Regions from separate parts of the Homo sapiens genome. Here region 1 is linked to region 2. The links are chromatin contacts, found by Hi-C or POLR2A ChIA-PET in ENCODE. All regions are on one chromosome and are shown on one strand. Each heading gives the region's core, a stretch centred on a gene start or an enhancer-like site at or near the end of the contact. The rest is flanking DNA. Distances are from core to core; before and after follow the strand shown. Region 1 overlaps PRKCH (protein kinase C eta). Region 2 has its middle 100 kb from the start of TMEM30B.

What was found. Hi-C counts contacts between places; a loop is a spot of excess contacts on that map. ChIA-PET counts read pairs that join two places held with the same protein, here RNA polymerase II (POLR2A). Pooled maps may share reads with other maps.
Region 1: a pooled map shows a loop between it and region 2 (8-fold over the local background). The contact joins two enhancer-like sites. A Hi-C loop is called at or near these places in 6 of 50 pooled maps. POLR2A ChIA-PET finds 5 or more read pairs at or near these places in 4 of 52 experiments (GM12878, WTC11, activated CD4-positive, alpha-beta T cell and 1 more).

Annotation. Positions count from the first base shown.
Region 1 is chr14:61,324,120-61,328,522 of GRCh38, reverse strand. All of the region lies in intron 1 of PRKCH (protein kinase C eta), which reads right to left. Among named protein-coding and RNA genes, the nearest start is that of PRKCH-AS1, 3.5 kb to the right of the region's middle. Within about 2 kb of position 1,414, at least 20 of the 41 ENCODE cell types and tissues checked have a DNase peak (open chromatin) inside an H3K27ac peak, as active enhancers do.
Region 2 is chr14:61,176,712-61,181,147 of GRCh38, reverse strand. No RefSeq gene overlaps it. Among named protein-coding and RNA genes, the nearest start is that of TMEM30B, 100 kb to the left of the region's middle. RefSeq lists enhancers at 1,680-2,879, 2,994-3,495. Within about 2 kb of position 2,972, at least 10 of the 41 ENCODE cell types and tissues checked have a DNase peak (open chromatin) inside an H3K27ac peak, as active enhancers do.

The DNA.
Region 1 (4,403 bases), core at 165-2,664, 150 kb before region 2:
TCCACCCACCAACCTCATTCCTCTCCAAGGCTGAGGCACAACCTTTTAAATGCTGATGTCTTGCTTCTGCCCTGACTTTAACATTTTGGGCGTGAAAATTATAAGTGAAAAACGTTATAACGTATTACAAGTTTTAAAATCATAGTCTTTTAAAATGACGTAAGAGCAGGGAATTTTCCATACACAAGGTTTTCAATCCATTACCATATTCAAAGAATATAGCAGTCAGGCCCAGTCTTTCTTTTTTTTTTTTTTTTTTTTTTTTTGAGACGGAGTCTCGCTCTGTTGCCCAGGCCGGACTGCGGACCGCAGTGGCGCAATCTCGGCTCACTGCAAGCTCCGCTTCCCGGGTTCACGCCATTCTCCTGCCTCAGCCTCCCGAGTAGCTGGGACTACAGGCGCCCGCCACCGCGCCCGGCTAATTTTTTGTATTTTTAGTAGAGACGGGGTTTCACCTTGTTAGCCAGGATGGTCTCGATCTCCTGACCTCATGATCCACCCGCCTCGGCCTCCCAAAGTGCTGGGATTACAGGCGTGAGCCACCGCGCCCGGCCCAGGCCCAGTCTTTCAAGCACATATTGGTATGTCATTGATTGATTTAACAGAGGAATACTGTTCATCCAGTAACTCCTCAACTATTTTCATTTCTTTCTTTTAGAAAGATGGAAAGATGCTCCCAAAGTACTTACACTTTACTTGTCCCCCAATCACATAAAATTTCATTTAACAAATATTTAATGTTTACTACATATGAGACATTGTCCCAGGGTTAGGACAGTGAATAAGAGAGGTGGGTCCCTGCTCTCAAGCCATTTGTAATCTAAAGGAGGAAAGTATAATAAGCAAATTCATTAACAAAATGATCTCAGAGAGCAATGAGTGCAACGAAAGACAACAAGATAATAATATGACCAGGAAAATGCTCTCCAAAGGGGAAAATATCTGAGCCACAACCTGTTTGTGATGAGAAGCAGCCGGTCCCACTGTAGCAAAATTCTTCTTACAATGAAAATGAAGACGCTACATAGCCAATACAATTCACATACACTGAAATAAAACTCCCTCAAGATTCTAAAATATATTTTTCCTCTTAAACACTGTGGGTTGATCAGTCAGTGTTAGACATTCCTTCCAATTGGCTCAGAAAAAAATCAATCATGAGAATAAACAACGGCACTACAAAGTACAAAAGAGAATGAACCACTAGATAGAAAATCTGGAAGAATTTTGGTGGTATAAATTCAGACACCTGGATCCAGGAAGGAAGGGAAAAGATAATCCATGATTGTCCAGTAGTAACATGGCTGCTTCACCTGACAGGACTGATTACAAAACAGGTACCTCACTGAGAAATTGAGAGAAAGAGGCCCTCCAGGGCTGCAGAGAACACAATGTCTTCGGGAGGGCTGAACCAGGAAAACAGCCTGGGATCCTGCCAAGCCAGTCCTTCCTTCCTGAGGGGGCGCCAAGGTCTTTCCATGACGCAGCCTCCAGCTCCTCCTGCCTCCCCATGTCCCCAGCACTCTGCATTAAGCATTAGATGCTGGTCCCCATTTAGAAGGTCAGCAAATCAAGAGCAAGTACACGAAAGAAGAAAATAGAGTTTAAACAGAGGCAATTCTTCAGATTTTGGAAGCCAGAGAAATTATGCAAAATAAACATGTTCTAGAAGCAGCAGAAAAAAAACTGACAGTGATAATTTAGAAAATGAGACCATGTCCAAAAATCAGAAACTAATTTGTTTTATTGTGATTTCATTTTTTCTACGCTCCCATTCTCATAAATATTTTCTGCACTAAAGAGGAAATGTAGTTTTCAAGAGTCAGACTTGGCTCAGCTGAAATTCTGTCATTTACTAGCATCTTACTTAACACCTTCAGTAAAATATGGATAAGCGCTGATTGGTTTTTTTCCCCACAGCTTTATTCAGGTATAATTGTCATATAGTAACATGCACATACTTAAAGTGAACTATTTAATAAGCTTTGACATATGTATATAACTGTGAAATCATTGCCACAATCAGAATAACACAAATATTCATCTCCCCTAAAAGTTTCTGCCTCCTTTGTAATCCACCTCCCTTACCTCCACTCTCCATTTTTAGGCACCCACTGATCTGCTTCCTGTCACTATAGACTCCTTTTCATTTCTAGAATTTTGCATAAATGAAACCGTACTTTTTTGTCTAGTTTCTTTCACTCAGCATAATTATTCTGAGATTCATTCCTGTTGTTACATGTGTAATAGTTCATCTTTTTTATTGCTGAGTAATATTCCATTGTATGGATAAACCACAATTGTTTAAACATTCATCTGTTGACATTTGAGTTGTTTCCACTTTGGGGGTTATTACAAATAAAGATGCTATGAACACTCGTGGACAAGCTTTTGTATGAATGATTTCATTTCTTTTAGTAAATACTAAACAGTAAGTTATATAGTAGGCATATGTTTGATAGTTTAAGAAACTGCCAAACTATTTTCCAACATGATTTACCATTTTACATTCCTCACCATAGCATATGAGAGTTCCAGGTGCTCCACTTCCTCACCAACACTTGGTATGGTCAGTCTTATTAATTTTAACCTTTCTAGTGGGAACATACTGAGATCTCATTTTGGTTTTAATTTGCATTTCCTTAATGACTCATGATTTTGAGCATCTTTTAATGTGCTATTTGGCATGAAGGTGAGTGCCTATTGAAATATTTGACAAGTTACAAGTCATTTGTTGGATTTTAAATTAGGTATTTTTCTCATTATTATTGTGCTGTTAGAGTTCTTTTATATATTCATGTTACACATCTTTCATTTACGTATTGCAGTTATTTTCCCCCATTTGTGGCTTGGGTTTTTATTTTCTTAAACATTCTCTGGGAAGCAATAGTTTTTCATTTTGATAAAGTCCAACTTACTGATTTTTTTATAGTTGGTGCCTTTTGTACGCTATCTAAAAATTTTTTGCTGAACCCAAGGTCACTACAATTTTGTTTTCTTATAGAAGTTTCACAGTTAAACTCTTACATTTAGGTCTATAATCCATTTTGAATTAATGTCTTTGTAGGATGTGAGGTAAGTGTCAAGGCTCATATTACTGTATGTGGCTATCCAGTTGTTCAAGCACCATTAGTTGAAAAGACTATCATTTCCCCCACTGAGTTGCCTTCTTGGCAGCTTTATCAGAAATCAGTGGGTCATATATGTGTGGATCTATTCCTAGACTCTCTTCTATTCATTCCACTGATCTGTATGACTCTCTTTATTCCAATATCACATTATCTTGATTACGGTCATGTTACAGTTAGCCTTGAAATCAGATACTCTAAGTCCCCCAACTTGTTCTTTTTCAAAACTATTCTTAGACTGGTCTCAGTACTTTACATTTCCATATAAATTTTAAAGTCAGTCTGTCAATTTCTACAACAAACTTAGATTTTGACTGAGATTATACTGAACCTATTGAATACTTTGGGAAGAATTGAGATCTTAACCATATTGAATCCTCTCATCCATAACCTACAGCTAAGAGCTTCTCTGGATCTAGCAAAAACTAAGTCACTAGGTTTTGGGGGTTTTTTGAACCTGCAACTTCAATAGTTTTTTTTTAAGTCAGTAATCTGTAGTTCCACTTGCAACCATAAATTTATTATGGAGTAAATTCAATTATTCCACATTTAACTCTCTGAATAAACTACATGTCAATTTAAAATACTAAAGATAAATAAGTATTTCTTTAATCCTGAACTTCAAAAGCACCTTTGGGCCAGATGCAGTGGCTCACACCTGTAATCCCAGCACTTTGGGAGGTTGAAGTGGGAGGATGGCTTGAGGCCACAAGTTCAAGACCAGCCTGGTCAACAAGGTAGCAAGACCCCATCTCTATTTTTTTAAAGCATTTTTGAACCTATAAAGGATACTTTTTTAAAAAAGCATGCATTCCATATATTTCCAAATTTTTTTAACAAGATTTTCTTTAAAAAGAAAAGAAACAACACTCTGCCCAACCTATGTTCCATATCCTTACAGTTCTGAAATACCCAAAACCTTTTTAAAAAAAACAACAAAAAAAAAATCTGCCTTCTGATGCATGCAAACGCATGAAAAACTGCTGGTTTCAAGGTCATTTAAATGCTGACCCTCCCTACCAACCACTCAACGTTTTCCAAAACACCACCAGTGGGTTATATTAAACATCTAAGTGTAATTATTTCAGACCATTATAAATATCGATATCTGATTTACACTGAATATTCATCCAGTGGAACAATAAGCAGCTCTGTACATGCCACCTAGTCAGATAACGTGGATCTTCCTACACTTATGACACCAAGAAGTCCTCATCTTTTGGTCTTCATGTAGGCTGCAGGTTCTCCACCTCGACTGCATACTGGAATCACCTG
Region 2 (4,436 bases), core at 1,723-4,222:
TTGTCATGTTTTGTTATCGGCTTTTTTTTTTGAGACGTCGTCTCGCTCTCGCTCTATCGCCCAGGCTGGAGTGCAGTGGCACGATCTCGGCTCACTGCAAGCTCTGCCTCCTGTGTTCAAGCCATTCTCCTGCCTCAGCCTCCTGAGTAGCTGGGACTACAGGCGCCTGCCACCACGCCCGGCTAATTTTTTTTTTTTTTTTTTTTTGTATTTTTAGTAGAGACGGGGTTTCACCGTGGTCTCAATCTCCTGACCTCGTGATCCGCCCGCCTCGGCCTCCCAAAGTTGTTACTGGCTTTAATAAAGACTTCACTCTGAGGCTACCTGTCCTGGATGAATTGCTGTGTAGCAGTTCCTGGGAGGTCAGTTGGGAGGACAGAGCCTTGAAGGGTGGTCCAGAAGGTAGGGTCAAGACAGCAGGCAGATGGCCAGAGAGGGTGTGTGGCCCAAGGGTGTTGGGGAGTTCTGCCCTGGGTTTAGAAAATACAGGCTCCAGTCAGGCAAAACTGCCTTCCTCTCAGCAGCAGGGTAGCCAGGCAGCCTTCAGCTCTTCCTCTAGACCAAGTTTGTCCAACCCGCAGCCTGACACAAACTCATAAACTTTCTTAAAACATTATGAGATTATTTTTAAGGTTTTTTTTTTTTTCTCATCAGCTATCGTTAGTGTATTTTATCTGCGGCCCAAGACGAATCTTCTTCCAGTGTGGCCCAGGGAAGCCAAAAGATTGGACACCCCTGCACCCTCCCAGCCCTCCTTGAATCCGGGTCACTCAGGTTCTGGAAGCATCTCAGTCCTTGTCCTTCACTCTGGCTTCTTGGAGGTTTGGGAGATGCTGGGGTCCCAGCCGCTCACTGCAGCTCTTGATGTTGGTCCAGTTGATCTCGTCTTTTCGGGTGCCCACCTTCTCTCTAGCCATGCCTGTTCCCATCCTGGTTGAGTCCTTCCCTGGGTCTCTTGATGTTCTGTTTTCCATCTACCCAGCTTATAGGACTCCCTCCGGGGGCCAGTGAGTGGCAAGCCCAGATGGGAACCCAGATCTTTGATAACTGATGCTTGGCGCATTGTACTCCTCAATATTGCTTTCCTTTGCTTTGCAAATTCCTGCCTGTTGGCCACAAATAATGCTTTGTAAGACATAGCCTGAGATTTATTATTCCAAGTCAAGCAGAAGTCATGCTAATCTGGTGAAAAGTGTTTTCTGTTTGTTTTGTTTTTCTGTTGGTGGTTTAAGATCCTACTGGAAGGCTGGACACAGTGGCTCATGCTTATAATCTTGGCACTTTGGGAGGCCAAGGTGGGAGGATCGCTTGAAGCCAGGAGTTTGAGACCAGCCTGGGCAACAAAGTGAGACCCTGTCTGAAAAAAAAAAAAATTAAAATCTTACTGGACTTGGGACATTGCTTTCTTGTTTTCAGACACACTTCTGGAGTTCATGGTTTAACTGACATCTTCTACATTTGCATTAAGAAGGCTTTTACTTGGATGAGGCTTAGAACATACATAATAGGGGGATCAGGGACACCCTCTATTTTTCCCCTTCCAAGCAGGCCCACACCCCTGCCTATTCTTCCAGGAAAGGGGAGAGTCAGGACTCCAAGACAACCCTTTGAACTGCTGAAGTCCAGTGCCACTGACGAGTCACATTCCTTTGTCCTCCCCCCTGGTGCAGCAAAGTGTGCATGTTCTCACCATCCTGGATCTGTTGCATTTCTGTTAATAAGTCAAAAGGGTCGAATTAAAATGTACCATTTGATTGGCCATTCCTTTGTTGTCTTTCTCTTCCACTGAGATAAATGCCACCAGGGCAGGACTTTACATTGTTCCCCCACTACATCTCCCGTGCCTAGAATCTGGAAGACCAAAGGTGCTCAACAAATACTTGTGAAATAAATGCGTGAGTGATGGCCCCAACTCTTACATTCTAAATTTCTGTCGTTACAAGAGACAAAAGGGCAGAGTCCATTTCGGCTGCCCCCATCCCTTCATCCCCAGAGTTATGAAACTACAAATCCTGAGACCTCAATTCTCCTCATTCCACTCGGAGATGATTCCCACCTCTTAATGTCCTTTCTTTTTGGCCTTGTTTTTCTTTCCATTCTTGCATGTCTTTAACTCTTCTACTAATAACACAAGTGACCCCATTTCCTCTGTTGTCTCCAAACCACTATCCATGCCATTTTCCCTTCAGTTTGCCTTTGGTGAGAAAAAAAAAATATTCTCCCAGAAATGTGACTCAGAAGTAATCAATGTAAATGTCATCCAAGGCCATGGGGAATTTCTTGGCCATGAATCACATCCCTTGTGCTGAGAACCTGGGTTATAGTCATGGCAGAAAGTCCCAGCACCCAGAAACACCCCCTTCCTCCCCAGCCCCATGCCCACTGGATGCAAGAATTTCTCCTCGTCCTTTTTTGTTGTGGCTGTCCTTGGGCACATTGGGCAAAGGCTCATGCAGGCTTGTTTCCCTTCCCAGCTTGGTTCTGTGACTGTTGCAATGGACTTTAGCGCCTGGCAGGAAGTGCCTGGCTCACCTCCGCTCCAGCAACTGTGGCTGCCACTGCTGATGGAGGAATGAGAGACACAACCCACGGCCAGGTTTCAGCACAGGCTCAGGACCAGGGCACCTCAGATTTTCCATGCCAGCTGGAAACAGGACATGAAAGGTACAGGTTAGGAAGGAGCTATGGCTGGCGAGTTCAAAGGCCCCATTCATGAAGTTTAAAAAAAAAAAAAACACTTTCGGTATTTAGATTGCTCTGCCTTCTTTGTTCTTTCACTTTTTCTCTCAAGTTTGTAGAGCAGGTCCCAGTGCATGAATTTGAAAATAAGAAAGAAAGAAAGACAGGAAGGGGCGGGGGGAGGAAGGGAGCCTAAAGCTCATCAAAACCTGCACAAAGGTGACACTCATGCATATGCTATCAAAGTGGAAGGGAAATACATCTGTACCCACACATAACAGGCAGTGACAAGTTTAGAAATTGTTATCCCGGTCATGGGAAGGTCATTGACAAGTTTTTCAGGTCTCCAGTAAGTAGGAAAATGATTGGGGCAGACTGAGTGTCTAGCAACCTTGAATGAGAGAAGCAGAAAGGCACAGGGGTAGGCGCGTGGGCTTGGAGCCAGTCTGTTTGGGCATTCCAATTGTAGGAAGTAAATGAAATAAACCACACAAAAAAGAATCATCCTGGCACATGATGGGCTCTCAACAAATACCAGTGAAAGTAATGAATGAATATGTGAAGTGCTTCTCAGAGGCCCAGGGCACGGAGGGGTGCTCACTGAAGAGCAGCAGCAGGAGTAGTCATGCTTGAGCCCAATGTTGGAATCCCTTCCTGTCACTCGGCTGGGTTTGACTGGGAGCAGTCGGGACACCACAGGACTAGGGGAAAGAGGAGGATCCACTACACCCAGAGCATCTGCTCTGCCGGTGAGCAAGGCTGATGACACAGATCGCAATGGCAGTGACAGGAACAGTGAAGGGTCACTGTCTTTAGAAAAGGCCATGTCTAAATGGGTGCAAACCTAGCCAATCCCCTCCAAAAGAAAGTTCCCAGCTTCTCTGACCGGGGACTTTCTCCGCCAGCACCCAGGGGATGAAGGAACAATTTTCCTTTATCCTGTGCCTGCAGCACAGCACGGCACAGGCAGAGCCTCCTGTTTCAAAGGCAAACCTTGAAGTTTACAGTGCCCTCTACCTGAAGAGAGTTAGTTTAAAAATCAAAACGTGGCAGAAAGTCAGAGCTGGTAGAGAATTTGAATATTACCTAGGTAACCCCATATTCACTGAGGCTCTGCATTACTCAAAAAACCCACCTGGAGGCCAGGCGCGGTGGCTCATGCCTGTAATTCCAGCACTTTGGGAGGCTGAGGCGGGTGGATCACCTGAGGTCAGGAGTTCGAGACTAGCCTGGCCAACATGGTGAAACCCTGTCTCTACTAAAAATACAAAAATCAGCCGGGCGTGCTGGTGGGCGCCTGTAATACCAGCTACTTGGGAGGCTGAGGCAGGAGAATCACTTGAACCCGGGAGGTAGAGGTTGCAGTGAGCCGAGATAGTGCCACTGCACTCCAGCCTGGGTGACAAGAGTGAAACTCTGTCTCAAACAAAACAAAACAAAACAAAACAACCCAAAAACCCACCTCAAACTACTTTAAGCAAAAGAAGAAAATTCCTTGGCTCACAACACCCAACTTGCAGAAGACAGTGAGTTGAACTGGCTTTAGGAACTAGTAGGAACAGGGACTTAAACGTGGTCAGAGCTCTTATCTTAACTTCTGGTATTTCCAGACTCATTTCCAAGCTGTGGGACATTCCTCAGAGTCAGTTTTTTCCATCCGTGTAATGGGAATATTAACTTTCCTATCTACCTCCCAGAATTATTAACATGATCAAATGAGAAAATACATGAACAGAGGTACATATACAGTTGGTTAT